Linked DNA regions of Mus musculus: region 1 is linked to region 2. A link is a contact called in ENCODE Hi-C data. All regions are on one chromosome and are shown on one strand. Each heading gives the region's core, a stretch centred on a gene start or an enhancer-like site at or near the end of the contact. The rest is flanking DNA. Distances are from core to core; before and after follow the strand shown.

Region 1 (3,746 bases), core at 1,217-3,716, 1.2 Mb before region 2:
AACTTCCTCCAGACCAGGGAAGGCGGTGTGATAGGGACGCCCAAAAGTCCTCAAAGGCACCTTGTTTTCTGTTTTGTTTTGTTTTGTTTTGTTTTGTTTTGTTTTGTTTTGTTTTGTTTTGTTTCGAGACAGAGTTTCTCTGTGTAGCCCTGGCTGTCCTGGAACTCACTCTGTAGACCAGGCTGTCCTGGAACTCAGAAATCTGCCTGCCTCTGCCTCCCAAGTGCTGGGTTTAAAGGCATGCACCACGATGCCCGGCTGGCACCTAGTTTTCAAGTTAGACAATAGATACCTGGAAAGCCAGGCAGGGTGGCACATTCTTGTCACCACAGTATGCAGAAGGTGTGTGGGGGGGTTAAAATTCAAGGATAACCTCTGCTACATAGTGAGTCAAAGCTAGGTTGGAATCCATAAGACCCAGTCTCTAAAACCAAAACAGGGCTGGAAAAATTGCCACTTAGAACACTTGTTGCTCCTACAGAGAACCCAGGTTCAGTTCCCACATGGCAGCTCACAACAATCCATTCTCCAGTTCTGGGGGGAATCTGACCTCCCAGGGCTCCAAGCATGTACGTGGTATACAAAATTACGTGAAAGCCAGGCAGTGGTGGCTCACGCCTTTAATCCCAGAACTTGGGAGGCAGAGGCAGGTGGATTTCTGAGTTTGAGGCCAGCCTGGTCTACAGAGTGAGTTCCAGGACAGCCAGGGCTATACAGAGAAACCCTGTCTCGAAAAACAAACAAACAAACAAACAAACAAACAAACAAACAAACCTGCAAAAGATAACAGAGATGCAGCTTTAAAAATTATTGTTGGGAGCTGAAGAGAGAACTCAGTGTTTAAGATCACTGGCCACTCTTCCAGAGGATCCTGGTTTGATTTCCGACACCCATGTTGAAGCTCACAACCATCTGTAACTCCAGTTCCAGGGGTCCTAAGCCCCTTGTGGCCTCCTGGGGCACCAGGCATGCATACAAAATTCCCATGCACATCAATACGGTAATTAAAAACTAAATAAAGTCAATAAAAATTATTGTTATCTCTTTTTAGACTGAATGTATGTAGCTATGTTGGTGGTATCTTTTACTATAAAACCATTTTATTAAAACAGCCAATGTCCTTAGAAGACAACTGCATTTGCTTAGACAGGTGAGATATGACTGAAGTATTGACACACAGTAATTAATTCTTACTTTTGAGTGTTTTGGCTTCCTGAGCCTCAGTTTCCCTATATGCAAGCATGCTGGTGACATAATAGACTTTGTCTTCCTGTGTGCAGGTCCTGGGTTCCCTTTCTCCCTCTCCTGGGCACCTCTCTCTTCTCTAGCACACACACATGCATTCGTGCATGCATGCAGGCACACTGACAGCCAGGCTCCCTTCCCTCTGCCCTGAGTCACTAGTGTCCCCCAGAATGCTCATAGTGGTCCCTGGTGCTACAGAGTGGGAGCTCCTATTTTTTTTTTCCAAGACAGGGTTTCTCTGTGTAGCCCTGGCTGTCCTGGAACTCACTCTGTAGACCAGACTGGCCTTGAACTCAGAAATCCTCCTGCCTCTGCCTCCCAAGTGCTGGGATTAAAGGTGTGCGCCACCACACCCAGCTGGGACCTCCTATCTTGATCTACATGGCTGAGGCCCTTCAGCTTTTTCCTGCATTTCTCAGAGGTAAATGGAGCAAGCATGATAACTCACACCTATAACCTCAGCACACAGGATCCTGATGGATGGGGCCACTGGGCTGTTTGAGGCCGGCATGGGTTACATAGCTTGACCTTGTGTCAGAAAGAACAACAAAAGCCAAAGAAAACAGAAGGTCCCTGAGCACAAGGATCTGTCCAATATCTAAGCCCCAGGATGATAATGTACAGGGCTGTGCTCGACTGAGGGATCTTGACCTCTTGAGGATAAGGGACAAGATGAGTTTTTGCAGTCTGCTTGATAGCATTCTTCACGGACTCTCCCATGGCGATTGGTGTCAATGTCCCTCCTTTTCCTGGCATTTCCTCCACCACTATGCAACTTGTGGTGGTGGAGCCCTCCTGTCTTGGGAAGGTATTTACTTCAAGAAAAGTGTCCCTGGTCCTGAGTGTGACTCTATCGCTGAACAGGCTTCAGTTCACAACCTATGTGACTGAACTGGAGTGGCCGGATCTCTGCCGGCTGTGGCCTCAACTTGTGCAACTAGAAACCTGGACCAAGCCGGTGGACGTGTCAAGTTGTTGAAGTGAACCTGCGAGGCCGTTCTATTCCGGTTTTGCATGGTGCACGGAACCTGCTTCTGCAGAGCCGGCGTTAAGCAGTCGGGTGGTACAAGCCTGGAGCCGCCCAGACTTCGTGTGGCCAGGGGCGTGGCTAGAGATGCTGGGGCGGGACTTGTTCAGAAACGGGGCGGAGCCGGCTCCGACCTACCGTGGGGCGGGGCAGGAGGGAGGCGGAGCAGGAAGGGGCGGCGGCCCTGCCCGGCTTCCGCGTCATTGCCCTTAAAGCACCTGCCCGCCTGTCGCGGCTACGAAGGTGCCGTCAGAGCCCGAGACTCGGCTCCATGGACACCTTACAGACGACGTCCGGCGCTCAGCGGGGTGAGTGCTACCGGGTGGAACGGGTGCTGCGCTGCGTTGGGTCTGACTCCGGGAGGGTCGCGCGCGGGCAGTGTCTCCATCGCTGGGACCCCGCTGAGTTCACCCTGGTGCGTGGAACGGGGTGTCTTGGGGCACCCGGCGTTCTCCGGGCTCTAGCCAGGACCTCCTCGCGTCACCGGGCCCGGTAGCCAACCAGAGTCGCCCAGCAACTTTTCTCTCCGTGGGTCACCCCGGAAACTTGTCCTTCCCAGAATAGAACTCTGTCCCTGAGCCGAAGTATGAGACTCGGAGACGAAGGCGGTGGCCACAATGGGGAAGCCCCTGGGTCCCCTGCGCACTTCCAGCCCCAGTTTCCTTCTGAGAGCCCCGCCCCTGCCTCTTGGGTCCCTTGGGTTGGCATGGAACAGAACGGGGTTTGGGGGTGGAGTCAGACCAAGTTCAAATGTTTGTATCACAAACTTTGAGTTGATGATCTTGAGTAAACGCTTACTGCCTGTGCCTCGGTCTCCCTCTTGTAAAAATAACTAATGCTGAGAGCTCTTTGAGAGCACAGCGTGGGCTGACACGTGAGAATGGCTTTGAATAGCGTCTTCTCAGTTCGTGTTGCCCCATTCTGTGGAAGAGAGTCTGAAAGAGACCTATATTGGGCATTGCTTGCCCTTAACCCTGTGGTCTGGTCAATAGGAGCTGTGATGGACACATTCCAAGAATGTGAAATATGAGTGACCCTTGTGGAACGAAGCCTGTCCAAGAATCCAACCCCACCATGAGTCTGTGGAGTCTTGAGGACAGACACAGCAGCCAGGGTCGACCTCAGCCAGACCAGGATCCTGTGGCTAAAGAGGCCCCTACTTCCGAGCTGCAGATGAAGGTGGACTTTTTCCGTAAACTGGGGTACTCGTCCTCTGAGATCCACAGTGTCCTGCAGAAGCTGGGAGTCCAAGCAGACACCAACACGGTGCTAGGGGAATTGGTGAAGCATGGCTCAGCTACTGAACGAGAATGCCAGGCCCTGACGGCCCCCAGCCCCCAGCCCCCTCTGGTGCCCCGGGGTGGAAGCACCCCCAAGCCTTCCACTCTAGAACCCTCACTCCCAGAGGAGGACAGAGAGGGCAGCGACCTGAGACCTGTGGTCATCGACGGAAGCAATGTGGCCATGAGGTATG
Region 2 (3,787 bases), core at 943-3,442:
TTAACTGTGTTCTCGTGCCACCATCTCTGACCCATACGGTTTCCGTGTATTTGCTTTTTCTATTCTCAGGGTTTGTAACTTTTTGGAGGGGAGCAGAGGAGGGCTGTTTTGAGAAAGAGCCTCAGCTATATAGCCCAGATTAACCTCAAAATCCAATTCTCTTGCCTCTGCCTCCTCCAGTACTGAAATTACAGTACCACCTTGCCAGGTCCTATTGGGTTTTATTAAGAGAAACAGAGACAACGTTGTGACTATTTAACTGCCAAAGTTACATAGAAATCCTGTGGTACCAATATTACAACTGTGATCAGAGATTTAAACTTGTCAAGACCCGCTTTAAGATCATGAACTATTCTAGGTAATGTTTGAGACTTTGTGTTCATTCAAAAATAACACACACGCCTACCTCAGGCTCTTAGGAACAATAAAGACAATGGAGGGGATCCTGAGTAGGTAAAACTGTCCAGAGTGAGAAGTAGGGAGACCTGGGGGAGGAGGGAAGAGGCAGCTCCATAAGGCAGGAAATGGTAAAAACAATAAGCTGCCAATCATCACAGCAGGGAGCCAAAGGTGTAGCTCAGTGTGGTCCCAGAGCCTGCCTATCATGCATAATACCCTGGCTTCCAGCACCTGCACCAAGCCAAGCCAACCTGATAGCTCGTACCTGAAAGCTCAGGATGAGCTTAAAGTCACCCTTGGCTACATAGTCAGTTCTTGGCCAGCCTGCTATACAGGAAGAAAACAAAAAAACCACAGCAGGGCTGGAGATGTAGCTTTAAGGCTTGCCTGATACAACCCTAACATACAGCAAATTTGTCTCTCAGTGTTAACTTGGAAGAGAGAAAAAGTTCTCATAGGTTTCAAGTGGTAGTTACTTAGCATAAGCACTCCCCCCAAAGGTCTAACTTTGACACAGACGTGAGAAAATAAAACAGTTGTCCAGCAAGTGCAGGGGCGGAAGATGTGGGGGTAGGCAGCGATGTTGCTTTTTAAAAACACCACCCCTACAAAATACCAGAGATTTCTGTTTGGACAGACCTTTGTGTCAGAGTGGAAATGGGGAAAGCATGGTTGTCTGTGACCGTAGTTTTACCAGAAGTTCGCTCTGTTTGTAATGGGAATGGCTGATTGAAAGAAATCAACCCTGCCTCTATTTCCCTAAAAATACAAAGCCTTAGGCATTCATTCTATTCGTTCACGACGGACCCAAGTGAAAACAAATGCACTGATGTCTGTCCGCCTGCAAAACCGTCTCCAAAGATCGCTGTGACCAGCTACTGGGGACTGTCACCTGTAACTGCAACCACAGGGCTACAAGTTCTAAATAAAGTAGGTGTAGCGATAGAGTCCCCCCCCCCGCCCCCCCCCCCAAAAAATGTTTTTACAGAAGTCTCCAACAGACTGACAACAAACACTGAGATGCCCAGTGTCTTCGCCACAACACTTTCAGGCGCCGCTACGGTCCAGAGGCTGGGAGGAGATCCCTGAAAACTCCTGTCACCTAAGTGAGATGCGGCGGGACAGCACGCTCACCAAGTTCTCCGCGTGAGAACCGGGGACGACGGGTCGGTTTCGTCAACGCCACAAGGGCAGCGACCAGAAGGGAGGAGTTCTAGGGCGGTGACCGGCACCTGCCTCCTCCCTCCAGCCAGCGTCGCCTCCTGGCCCCCCTCGACCCTCGGAGGCCCAGGTCGGGGACCCTGGGCGAACCGCGCCCAGGCTCTGCGCTCGCAGGTGTGGACAGTGCCCGGGGACGCAGCGCCAGGCCTCCACCCTCTCAGGCCTCCTGGGCACCCGCCACCTGAGCGCCGTGGGCCGGGCAAAACCAAGGGCAGGCGGCGGCTGCGGGGCGCTCACCTTCTGGATGGAGGATTTGCCGCTGCGCCGGAGCCCCATAAGCAGGATCCTCGGCTTGGAGCTGTCAGCGCCGCCCGGGCCGCAGCCGCCGCCGGCCCCCGCGCCTCCGCCGCCACCCGCCGCTGCCTCCTCTTCCTCCTCCTCCACGCCGTAGCCGAAGTCCTTGGGGAACGAGTCGGCTGCGCCGTAACTGCCGGCCAGGGGCGTCTCCTCCGCCCCGTACTGCAGGGACATGGTGCTGGACCACCACCGCCCGCGCCCTGACAGGCCAGGCCAGGTTAGGCCGCCGCCTCCCCAGGCCGCCGCTGTTGCCGCCGCCCCCGGCAGTAGCCGCCGCAGGGCCCGCCCATAAGCCCAGCTCCGATTGGGCCGCCGCCAAGCTTCGGTTTATTATTGGCTGGGCGGGCTGCCACTCTGGGACAACAGGGTAAGTGGTACTATCACGTGCCCGGAATCACCTGACTAGCAGCGGCAGAAGGGGGGGAGGCGTCACGAGGAGTTCGGCCTGGCCGCGCCTCTCGTCGGCCTCCGGGCCTTCGCCCTGGGGGCACAGCCCGCAACGCACCTCGGCCTTCCATGCGCGCGCTGGGCTGCTCCCCGCTCCCCGCCTTCTTCCGGGCTCCGAGAGCAACGCAGGGAAGCTTCTAGGCGTCTGGGTAAGAATTCTTTGTGCCCCCCTCCCTTGTTGCAGCTGCCCTGCCAGTATTTAGTGATGCTTGTCAGGTCCTGGGTACCAGGAAGGCACTGGAAACTGAATTGCCCCTCCATGCCCTCAAGTTGCTTGAAGCTGAACAGAGATTGGACTTCTGTGTAAGTTGACTCAGTACAGATTTTATGGGAAAAGGCCATGAGGATAGATGAATTGCTCTGGAATTGGGTGAGTCCACCGGAGGTCGTGTGTGAGCCAGTCCAGACCTATAGATTCGGCACGTGCGAAAGGCAATTAGGAATCTCAGTGATAACTTGCCTATGCTGGTACCTGGAACCCGATAAGGAAAACAGATACGAGCATGCTAAAACATCTTCTAATTCCGTAAGCAGATCGCTGATAGGATACTGCTGCCCTTATATTCTACCGACTCCATCTTCACGCCCACCTAGTGCCCCTCCAGTAACCCATCCAGCAACTGAGTACTTGACTTCTTTGTGATTAGAGACTAGAGGAATTAGGGCTAATGAAGGCAAATGATTACTGCCAAAGTATGTTTCAGAAAGTTGTAAATGTCTCGGACTCCCAGAAGTGGAAATTTGACAACCCTTAAAATACAGCCGTGTACACTCAAAAGGAGTTGGGGTAGGGATAGGGCTTCTGGTTTTACAAAGTGACTGTTGTTTGCAGGGCTAAGGATGAAATTCGGGGTCTTTTGCGCATGCTAGGGAAAATTCTACCACATAGTCTCATCTCCTACTCAGACAGACTGATCTGACTGTAGAGAGAAAAGTAAGCTCTAGTAGGCCGTCACAACCTCACCTAAAAAATATCAACTCCACAGTACCTAATAGACAGGCAGAATGCACTTAAATATGCGTGTGTCTCTCAGTATCAATGGGAGAATGCTTTCAGGACACCCTTAATCCGATTAACCGACTGGAAGACGGTCAGATTCCTAGTATAGGCTATTTACATGTGAACCTATGCACACTCCATGTACTTTATATTATCTCTGCATTAATTATAATAACCAGTACAATGAAAAATGAAATTGTGTCTTTGCCAGGCATGATATGATGGCCCACATCCGTAAATCTCAGTACATCTGAGGCAGGTGTAGAATTCCCCCCAAAAAGTTCTAAGTCAGCCCACTCTACACATCCTTGACAGCCTTAGCTAGAAACCCCTTTTTTAAAGAATGGGATGTGTGTATAAATAGTTGTTGCACTATATTGCATAAGTGTAAAAATAAAGTCTACATATGTTCAGTACAATTCC

Evidence for each region. Hi-C counts contacts between places; a loop is a spot of excess contacts on that map.
Region 1: a loop to region 2 is called in a map of T-helper 17 cell, with 5 times the contacts of the local background. The contact joins the promoter of Zc3h12a here to the promoter of Rragc in region 2. A Hi-C loop is called at or near these places in 2 of 37 maps with a recorded cell type or tissue (T-helper 1 cell and T-helper 17 cell).

Annotation. Positions count from the first base shown.
Region 1 is chr4:125,126,601-125,130,346 of GRCm38, reverse strand. It overlaps Zc3h12a (zinc finger CCCH type containing 12A), which reads left to right and starts at 2,466. Exons shown (of 6, transcript NM_153159.2): 1 at 2,466-2,580; 2 at 3,265-3,741. The coding sequence starts at 3,299.
Region 2 is chr4:123,915,838-123,919,624 of GRCm38, reverse strand. Rragc (Ras-related GTP binding C) reads right to left here and starts at 2,192. Exons shown (of 7, transcript NM_017475.2): 1 at 1,858-2,192. The coding sequence starts at 2,091. It also overlaps D130007C19Rik.